Regions from separate parts of the Homo sapiens genome. Here region 1 is linked to region 2. The links are chromatin loops, found by intact Hi-C in ENCODE. Cell type or tissue: dorsolateral prefrontal cortex. All regions are shown on one strand. Each heading gives the region's core, and the rest is flanking DNA. Links, peaks and the distances in the headings are about the cores only.

Region 1 (5,381 bases), core at 320-5,319, 88 kb after region 2:
TATGAAGCCCCAAAGAACCCATCATTATTTTTACTGGAATGCAGATACGGTCATGAGGGAGGAGTAGTCATCTCTGCCTACAAAGGTCTGCAAAGGTTTTGTGGAGGAGAAGAGACTTGCGGCAAGCTTTTCTTTTTCCTGTAGACATAAGCAGAAAGGGCAGTTCAAGCGCAGGTAACAACACAGGAAATCAGGGAGACAGGAAACAGCCAGGGATGTTTCAGAAAGGGCAAGTACACCGAGAGCCCTGGTTTCCACGGGGGCAGGGAGGGGTGCCAATGGTGCAAGATGGTCTGTATGCTGGAATTCCATTTTTTCTTTCATCAATTTAGGAAAACCCTACTCATGTCTTAAAATCAAAGGTTTCCTCTTATAAAAAGCCTCTCTGAATCAACATATGCCCAGCTAATCAACCCATACCTGTTACTGTCTACTATAATTGTGAGTTGTAGTAGGAGAAAGTTGATCTGATGAATGATGATACCAGGATGTCCCTGACATAACATGGGACAAAGGGAGGAGCATTTAACTCTCTGTCGCTGGTAACAGTCTTTAGGAACACGTCACAGATTGGCAGTATCTGAGCTGGATTTCGAAGGAAAAATTGGATGCATTAGGCCATTGTGACTTGGATTCCCAGCCATCACCAGGGAGAATGTCAATATTGAAGCCTGTTGAGTATGAAGAAGATAAAGTCTCCCAAATAAACCAGGATCGCCGTGTCTTTTGTTCCTCTAGGTTGGGCTGCCGGCCGCTGGTTAGGGCAATGAGCCAGGTGTCCCTTGGCACGTTGACATTTTAAGAGCTCTGGCACCAGTGGCAAGTGTGGGTTAATTTGATATTTACTAAGATTCACTTGCTTCACAAACATCGAGCTCCAGCCATTGGTGAGGGGACTATGCACTGTTGACAGCTGTCATCATTTTACTGACTCAGACACCTTTTGTTGCTGTCAGAAAACAAACACCAACCTTCTGACTGCCTTTAGGAGCCTGGGACTCTCATAAAACAGCACTATCTGGGATGTTTTTCTCTGGGAAACCAGAAGCAGGTTCCTTGAGTCCAGACCACACCAGCAAAGAGAACAAAAAAGCAATCACTGTCATTATCACCATCATTGTTGTGATCATCATCAATAACATCATCATCATCACGGCACTCTCTGTCTTCTAAGAGCCTCTATAAGATGGCTAAGAACCATCTTCCATTTGGTCCTATCTAACTTTAAACGTGCCAAGTAAGGACATCCTCCTTCTCAAGAAGACAGTTTTCTGCTCCTGCAATTTATATTTTAATCTTATTACAACCTATCTTTTTGTTTTTCATTGTTTTCACTTTTTACGTTTCCACCACATAGGCCTATTTAAACCCCTAAATCTTAATCTGAATGAACCCTTACTTTGTTGGGATTTATGTGTTTTGAATATGTGTAGTCTATAATTATGCCTTCTTCCCCCGAACACATTTTTAGGTCTTACTTTTCTTTGTTAAAGTCAACCCCTCTATTCTTTCATTTTATTTCCAGTGTTTCTGCTCCTTTTAGAACGTGAATTTTGTTAGAAGGGTTATTGCTTCCCTGCCGCTAAGGGTGGATTAGGCCATCTGTCATGACGATCCTTACCTGACGAAGAGAATGTTAACAACTACTACTTAGGATGGGCTTGGTACTAGCCTGGCACTGGGTACGATTTCGGACTCAAATTTATTGTTTCACTGATTATTACAATGGCCCTGAAGGTTTCGGGTTATTATTGTTCCCAACCTACAGGTATGGGGATTAGGCTCGGGGTGGTGGGGGGTGTTGAATAACATGTTGAAGGTCAGAGAGTTGGTGAATGACAGAATCTGCCTGCCTCTGATCCAAAGTCCAACGTCCCACACAATCTTTCACTTTGAGCTTCCATTGACGTTAGTTTTTATATCTCCTTCTTTAAAAATTACATTAAATATAGAAAATAAGATCTGGGAGTCAGAAAATACTGGACACCCTACAATTTTCCTCACCCTTTCTTTAGGGCTCCCAGCAGGGGTGAAATTCCATGTCCTTGGTTAAATCTGTTTGAATTCATTTTTAGGAGTTATAATTTGACAAGAAGCTCTAACAACACACTCCACTGGCAGTCAGGACTGCAGCAGCCTTGCCTGTCTGCTACGATCTTACTTTGTTCCTCTCCGTTTTCCTAGCATGGTTTGTCCTTTATAAACCAGCCTCATCTGGGAATAGTGTGCCTTTGTTAATTACCTTTGCAGAGCCAGCAGATGGTGCAGAAAGCACTGCATTGTCGGAGGACCTAAGCCAAAAAAGAGAAGAGGGAGAGAGGGTGGCATCTGTTTATTTGTTTAATTTCTTCAAGAGGAAATGGTGGGTATAAAAATAAAACTAGTCATCACTAAGCATCTCGAAGTGAGGAACACTTCTACCGTCATATAACAATGGTTTAAAAGAAAATTCTATTTCAGGCCCCAAAGCTTTGGACATTTGAAGAAGTATTTGAAACCTGGAACTGGCCATGCCGGCTCAGTGAGGGTCCACTGGCCAATCCTGAACATTGGCCAAGTTTACCTGTCAGATGCTGTGCCCCAGACCTAGGCGTGGAAAACCAGCCAGCAAAGCAGGTTCCCCGTAGAAGCCCCCACCATCACCTTCTTTCCCATTTAACCAAAGACCAGGTTAGCTTCTAATTAACAGGGTTTAATAGCCTCTCTTTCTACAGTTTTGGTGGTAGGTGTCCCGTGTGTAATCTATACCACTGTCCTTGGAATCAGAGCATATTCCAGATGAAAGGGCCCTTAAAACCATTGCAGTCAAACCCCCTCATTTCAGAGAGTGGGACATCGGTACCCAGAGCAGAGAAAGGCTTTACTCAAGTCACCAAGCCTATTAGTGGCAGAGCCAGAATTAGAAGTGAAGTTCCCCTATCTCTCAGCTTGCCACCTCTCCCCTACTCTGCCAGGTAAACAGAAGAGGGAGAGGCAGGGGGAGTTTGGGGAGATTCCAGATGGCTCCATGAGCAAAGTCTTAGAAAAACTACCTGCTGCAGAAAGGAACTAAATGATCAAACCACAGAGGTAGCAGGCACACGACTTGAGAAATAAGAAATAGTCCAGAGTAACTAGAATACTGGGTGTCAGAGACAGTGCAAGAAACGTTGTGGGGACTTGATTGTGAAGGGCCTTGTCATCAAGAAAATGCAGCACCAAAGATGTAAGTAGGAAACAATTATGTCTGGGCCTGTGCCCAAGATGGTGGTGATGTGAGGATGGGTTGATGAGGGAGATTAGGAGGGGGAGGTCACCCAGGAGTTAGATGAGAAGTGTCCAAGTCAATCTGGTGGTGGTGGAAATAGAGAGGTTTCATTTCCCTTCACTCCACAGGAATGTCTCTGTTCAAGGTCACTAATGACCTTGACCTTGCCAGATCCAATGGCCGCTTCTCTGACCTCACATTTCTTGATATAATCAACCACTATCTTCTCCAGATACTTCATAAGGCAGGCGGGGGTCGAGGTGGGGGTAGAGAGTTATGCTTAAAAATAAGAAATGGAAATCTCCTTGGAGGAAGGAAGACAACATCCTTCAGGATCCAGCCCCTCCCTAGCAAGGAGCTCCCACTGGGTCAAACTACATAGGGAGCAGCCCCAATCCAGGACAAGTAGGGCAAAAGAGAAGTCCTATATTTGGGTTCAAACACTGAATTGAAAATATAGCACTTAGAACATATGTGACCTGTTCTAGCTACAGGCATGCTTTTCATCATCAATAGGTAAAAGTCAAAATACCTTAGCAAGCAGATAAACCTCTATGACTTCTTTCTACTTTCCATTCTTAACTCCATCGTTATCTTTCTTCTGAATAAACTGAGTTTGCAACAAACCAATGATTTAGAAAGCTAACAAAATGTTATACAATCTCACAGAAGTTTAAGTTCCAGATCAAGGGAAGTGATAGGCCTGCATTCTTCTGCATTGATTTGATCATATCTGGAGTTCATTCTCTGCCCAGTTCTGGCCTTACATTTGCAAAGAGACAATTACAAGATGGAGAAATAACCCAGCATGGGAAGCGCATCAACAAATCTAAATGTGTGCCTGTGAGGCCTAGATACATTTTGCTCAGTGAAATCTTTATGCACCCTCAATAACTGTTTTCCAGTGTTTGAAGGACTATATGTTGACAATAAAGCAGGTTGATTTTAGAAGAAAAACTTCTAGTCAATAGGTAAATCATCCATGAAGTTGAATTTAGCTTCATGTAAATACTAATCTTCAAAGGGATTGACTGCTGAGAGGGACAGCTGCTTTCTGTACCTGGGAGTGTCCATGCATATGCCTCATGGCCACTTGCAGAGAAAAGAGAGCTGTGGGTCCTGTTAATGGAAGAGTCTAAATTATTTAAAATGTAGCCTTCTCTTAGTGACCATCAACAGATCCCAGAATTTCTTTTTTCTTTTTTTTTTTTTTTTTGAGACGGAGTCCTGCATGTTTCCCAGGCTGGAGTGCAGTGGTGTGATCTTGGCTCACTACAAGCTCCGCCTCCCGGGTTCACGCCATTCTCCTGCCTCAGCCTCCCGAGTAGCTGGGACTACAGGTGCCCGCCGCCACGCCCAGCTAATTTTTCGTATTTTTAGTAGACACAGTGTTTCACTGTGTCAGCCAGGATGGTCTCGATCTCCTGACCTCGTGATCTGCCTGCCTCGGCCTCCCAAAGAGCTGGGATTACAGGTTTGAGCCACCGGCCCCACAGGTCCCAGAATTTCTTAGAGATGTCCAGTAGGCTGAAAAGAACTGGGGTTGTCAGGAGTCGGGAAATGAGAGAGAGAACAGTAAGAGGAATATGAGTTTAACATGAGATAGAACTCTAGAATCTGTTAAAGTGGTTCCCCAGAACTTCAGTTTCCTCTTTCTTGCCCAATGATACACTCTTCCCACCCTTTATTTTCCGCACTTTCAAAATACTTCTTCAAGAAAGGATAATGTTAATTCATGCTAACACGTAAATGGCTTCTTAGAATCCACAATCTTCTCTTCCCAGAGTCATTTTGCCTACTTCTAAGGGATAAAATCTAAAGCTAATAAATAGACTGTATTAGGCAGTTGTATGGAGAAATGAAGAAATTCGCAGTTAGGATTTGGGTTACAGCTGCCAAGTATTGATTGCAAGTAACAGAAATTACTTCCAACTAACTTGAACACAAAATGAATCTGTTTGAAGAACACAGGTAACATGGTTTGGATCTTTGTCTCCTCAAAATCTCCTGTTGACGTGTTCCCCGTGTTGGAGGTGAGGTTTGGTGGGAGGAGACTGTACCCTGGGAACGAATCCCTCATGAATGGTTTAGCGCCATCCCCTTGGTGATAAGTGAGTACTCGCTCAGTTAGTTC
Region 2 (5,381 bases), core at 225-5,224:
AGCGTGTGTACGGGAGGAAGTGATCATCTAGTGGGAGAGTCACTGCAGATTAGTCAGAGACCTTAAAGATGGGAATATTTCAATCTCCTCGCTTCCAGTCAGAGGTCAAATTCAAGGTTGCAGGAAGGGAGATGACATGTCAGAAGCCCGCTAGCCAGCAGGAGATGGAGCCAGGACTCAGACCTGCTCCTTTGCCATAGTTTAGGCCATGAAAGTTTTCTCCCGAATGATAATAGGCATTATTTATTGAGCACATACTAGGTGCCAGACATTTACAACAACCTTGTGAGAAAGGCTTTATAACTTGCATTTCATTGATGAGGACACTGAGGCTCAGAGAGGCAAAGTTACCTGGCAGAGTCATATAGTCACCCAGGGTATGTTGTGAAGCACCCCCTGGTATACCAGACTTCAAAGCCTTTGTTCATCACACTGTTTGACACTGCTGGAAAGAGGCTCTGAGATTTACCAGCATGCTTCAGTTTCAGAGGTCAGAACATGTGCAGATGAACTAACGGCAGAGGATTCGTAAGCCGAGCCTTTTCTGTTCATTTGTTCCGTACCACATGTAAAAGTTCAATCAGCAAAATCACCTCCGGCCAGCAAAAGAACCACTTCCTGCCCATCTTTTTAGATTGTGTTCTCCTGATGATTTTCAAGGGGGCTCAGAGCCCAGATTAATTCAACAGAATAACAGAGCAAACCAGCTTCATTCCCACAAACATCACGTCCAAGTTGCTATGAGGTGACTTCAGTTCATTATCCGGTTGAGCCTGGAATGGGCAAGCTTCAGGGTGTCCCCACACCCACGGCAGACCCAGGCTCTTGGTGCCCAGATGGAAGGGTGGAAACAGAAGGTCCAGCCCATCTGTCTAATGGTTGTCCCTTGGCCAGCTAGTGGGATCTCCTCAAGAGCTTTGTGTGGCAGCTGCCTCAGCCTGGAAAGAGCTTGGCAAATTAGAAAGGAAAACAAACCCAAAGAGGAAACGCTGCTTGCAGCCCAGGCAGCTTTTGCATTATCACTTTCTCCTCTTTTGTGCTGAGTTTCAGATCTGTGACTTTCAAACAAAAGGGTTTTCTGGCCCAAACCTCCAGCTCGTTGTGAAAAAACCATGCACAAAAGTGGATTCAGCTGGCACAGCCCGTGTGACCTTGTGCCCGTGACTCCACAGCTCCTCTGTTTTCAGTGGGGAAGGAGAGCACAGTAATGAAACACAGGGTGGCTTTGCCATTTCCCAGCGATATGGCCTTGGACAAACATCTTGCCTTCTTTTGACTTCAATATCCATGTCTACAGTAGAAAACAGTAACAGCACTCACTTCAAAGGCTGTCAGGGAATTAAATGAGCTCACAAGTATGGAATCCTTAGAACAATCCTGAGTTCCTGCTGCATGCCCTGTGGGTTCAATGTACACTGTTATTATATTTTCTCATCAGTAAAACGAGAATAGTAATAGCACTTGCGTAGGATTGTTGTGAGGTTCAAATGACCACATGTTTCTGAAGAACTTAGTACACAGTGGGTGCTAGGAACTAAATACCAGATCTCATGCAGAGAGGCTGAGCAGAGATGCCTTTAAGAGGGTTGATTTGGAGACCTTGAATGCAGACAGCCAAGTCTGGTCTCTGCCAATTACCAAATAAGAATTAGACAGATCAGGTCATTAACTTATGCAGTTGATAGTTCCAGGAGGTGATATTTGAGGAAAATGAAAAAGTCAGGCAGGCAGCAGGGTGTGTGGTGAAAACACAGTGGGCTGGGGTCAGAAGTCCTGGCTTGGAATCCTGACGCGACCGTCTGGATGTAGGTAGCCTTGGGCAAATCTCTTCTTCACTTTGGCTTCAATTTCTTCTTCTGTAAAAGGAGAATTTGGTGATGTCCCAAATTCCTTCTAATGCTAATACCAGATAATTTAATGTTATTTTCGGGCATCACTCCCATTCACTGCTAGTGGGAATGATAAAACAATAAATTTATTCAAGTGAATAATTTAGCGTAATCTAGTTCATATGAAGATATGCACGTCCACCTCCATTATGGTGTGTCTCAATAATTTTATACCTGTTCATTCAAAAAATATTTATTGAACCCTAATTATGTCCCAGGTGCTGTTCTAGTAGCTAGGGATACTCCAGTGAACAAAACAGATAAAAATCCCAGCTGTCAAGGAGTTTATGTTCCAACAAGGTAGACAAATCACTCACAAGAAAAAAATTTAAAAAATAAGTGCTTAAGGGAAACTGAAAAAGTAGGGAAGGTTGTGGTTTTGGATGGGGTGTGTCTGTTTCCCCACTGGATGGGAGCATGGCCTCATCCAGGGCGGTACCTGGCACGCAGTAGTTTCTGATTAAAGGTTAGGTGAACAAATGCCCAAATGAGCAGACCCTGAGTCCTGAAAAGACTGATTTGATGCACATGTGTGTAGTCTGCGTATTTTTATCTGAAATGAATTAGCACCAGCAGTTTCCAGAGCAGAGCTGAAATGATTACATTACCATTATTTTAAATCTGAGAAGCACTAGGGAATGAGAACCACATCCTCCTCCCAAACCAGGCCAAACAGAGGAGGCCACAGAGCGGCCTTATTTGCACATTGCTGCCCCCTGGTGCTGGTATAAAAATATGGCCACATTTGCTTACCTCTAGGGTAAAATGAATTAGGCTGGTGCAAAAGTAATTGCGGGCTTGGCCATTGAAAGTAATGACAAAAACTGCAAATACTTTTACACCAACCTAATATCAGTGAGCACACAGCACCATCACTGAAGTATTGGGATTAAATTGTCAGTGTGGTGATGACCACGTTTGTCAAATCCAAAAGTCTGTACAGTATGGCCTTAAGGGGGCAGTGGCTAGAATATTAAGGACTATTTCAGATAAGTCAGTGCAATGATTTTATTTTCACGATGACACATGATGTCTGCTCAGATATCACTTTTTGGGAGTTTATAACTATCCAAATGGATCAGAGCTCATAGAAACCTAAGCTATTTCCTAGTCATAGGACTCCGGGAATGTTTCTTAAGGAGTTCATGTGTAGACTTCAGGGACCATCTGACCTTCTGTTTGAGAACAATGTTCCCCAAATGTGTAAGGAAGTGTTAGATCTAAATAACTGAGGAGTGCTGGGCCAGTTGCCCAAGGTGAGTCCTCCACGAAATGAGACACTTGTGTTCACTTAGCACAGTGGTTCCAGTTTGAATTCTATTTCGTTTATACACACATTCCCCATTTTACCTCATATCAAGGTGGCTGGTAATCAGGTAGTTTCCTAACCACCCTAAGTCCTTGTTTTCTCATCTAAAAACAGGAGAAAAATAATACTTACTAAATAAGGTTTAATCAAAAAGAAAATAGTCATGTGAAAGAAAGTAATAAAATATCAGGCACCCATTAGATGCTTAATAAATGCTTTTAAAAGCAAGCTTGGGAAACACTGACATTGATGGAAACTTACAAAGCATTTCAAGATTCGTCAGTGACAGGAAGACTTCTCTGATGAATTATTCCTGGCACTAAGGTCATTGTAAGATAATGAACACTATCAAACAGTGAAAAATCCTAATAAACTTTGTTTTATTCCAGGTGTGTTTCTATCAGAGTACTTTGAAAACCATTACATTGAAAATGTTGCTATCTTTTGTGTTTGAAGATAACACTATTTGCCCAATTTCTTTTTTTCTTTGGTTCTGATTGAAAATAGTATTATATTATAAAAACTAATGTTTCCTACATTGGGCACCCACAAAAACTGCCTTGGGGCCTGCATCTTAGGGTTCTGCTATGGGATAAATGTTTGTATCTTCCTAAAATTCATGTGTTGAAACCTAACCACCAATGTGATGGTAGTAGGAGGTAGAAATACCGTAAGGTGAGAATGTTTAGTGTCTTATAAAACAGACCGCAGAGAACTGCGCTGCCTCTTCCGCCATGTGTGGACAGAGCAAGAAGGCACCACCTATGAACCAGAAAACAGTCCCCCACCAGAGAGTGGATCTGCAGTGCCCTGATCTTAGACTTCCTCCAGAATTGTGAGCAATAAATTTCTGCTGTTTATTAGCTATCTAGTTTTTGGTATATTTTATGGAAGCCCAAGTGAACTAAGATGGGTTTCTATTTGTAGAATCAACTGCTTTTCCTCTTAAAAAAATTGTAGGTTTTTTTTTATTACTACAAAAGTGATATGTGATTATTGTAAAAAAAAAAATTGAAACATTACAGAAACACATGGTCTGTAAAGGAAACATTTTCCGTAATCCCAACTTTCTTTTAAAGGTTTGGCATATGATTGTGTTCATTTTGTTTCATGAATACACCAACTTATATGCGAGTGCTTTAACAAGAATGGGATCATACTAACATGTTCTTCTGCAATTTGAGTTTTTTTAACGTTCGGCATCCTGGATAAGTTCCACATCTTTCTGCCACTTCTCTCTCTCTCTCTCTCTCTCTCCCTCTGTCTTCTTTTTCTCTCTGTAATTGATGTATAGTGTTCCATGGTGAGGTGTACCTATTGTAACTCTGCAGTTTCCTTTCTAGGTAGTCTGCTGCCTTTATTCAGCAGAAGATCAAAGATCCCACCCATGCATGGTATCTCAAGGACTGGAGGGGGAAAAAAAGACAGCAAGTGGGAGTGCCCTCATTTGAGACTATATTTGAGTGAGCATTAAGTAGTGAGTAGCTGAACCTGTAGAGGCTGAAGGGCCTAGAGGCATTGTGGACAAGGCTCCTTGGCAGCTGAAAGATGAGCGGTGTGCTATGAATCCCACCTTACCTATAAGAATGGTACACTTTAATTGGAGGGTTCTTATGGTTTCTATTTTAAGCTTCATTCATATATCATTTATTCAGTCAACAAACATTTTTGAGTGTCTACTCTGAGGCAACCAGGAATGCAGAAATAAATTTTCTTAATAGATACAAACTGATAAGTATCCACAGAGCAATTGCATTCTATGGGACACAATTCATTTGCATTGATCTGGTCACAAATATTTGCATGACTCAGCTTTCTACAATTTACAGAGTAGTAGAAGGATTCAAAGACAATGAGGCTGGGCGTGGTGGCTCACATGGTGGCTCAATCCCAGCACTTTGGGAGGCCAAGGCGGGCAGATCACTTGAGGTCAGGAGTTCGTGACCAGCCTGGCCAACATCGTGAAACCCTGTCTCCGCTAAACATACAAAAATTAGCTGAGCATGGTGGCACACGCCTGTAATCCCAGCCACTTGGGAGGCGGAGGCAGGAGAATCGCTTGAACCTGGGAGGAGGAGGTTGCAGTGAGCTGAGATGGTGCCACTGCACTGCAGCCTGGGTGACAGAGCAAGACTCTGGCTCAAAAGAAAAAAAAAAAATTAAAAGACAATGAAAGGCAGAGA

The links. Hi-C counts contacts between places; a loop is a spot of excess contacts. Peaks named below come from ENCODE experiments on the same cell type or tissue, not always from the same donor. Only the 100,000 strongest peaks of a DNase experiment are listed, where the experiment ranks them.
Region 1: it touches region 2 in a loop (3-fold over the local background); 2 of 110 quality-filtered maps call a loop at or near these places.

The regions. Positions count from the first base shown.
Region 1 is chr4:15,141,314-15,146,694 of GRCh38, reverse strand. All of the region lies in intron 2 of C1QTNF7-AS1 (C1QTNF7 antisense RNA 1), which reads left to right. Among named protein-coding and RNA genes, the nearest start is that of CPEB2, 140 kb to the right of the region's middle. In dorsolateral prefrontal cortex, for the core only: CTCF peaks have their summits at 2,028 and 2,231 (motif pointing right); no DNase peak of the experiment used is centred there; H3K4me3 peaks cover 508 bases; H3K27ac peaks cover 3,564 bases.
Region 2 is chr4:15,228,931-15,234,311 of GRCh38, reverse strand. All of the region lies in intron 2 of C1QTNF7-AS1 (C1QTNF7 antisense RNA 1), which reads left to right. Among named protein-coding and RNA genes, the nearest start is that of C1QTNF7-AS1, 200 kb to the left of the region's middle. In dorsolateral prefrontal cortex, for the core only: CTCF peaks have their summits at 2,416 and 2,617 (motif pointing left); DNase peaks (open chromatin) are centred at 971 and 2,591; H3K4me3 peaks cover 895 bases; H3K27ac peaks cover 1,357 bases.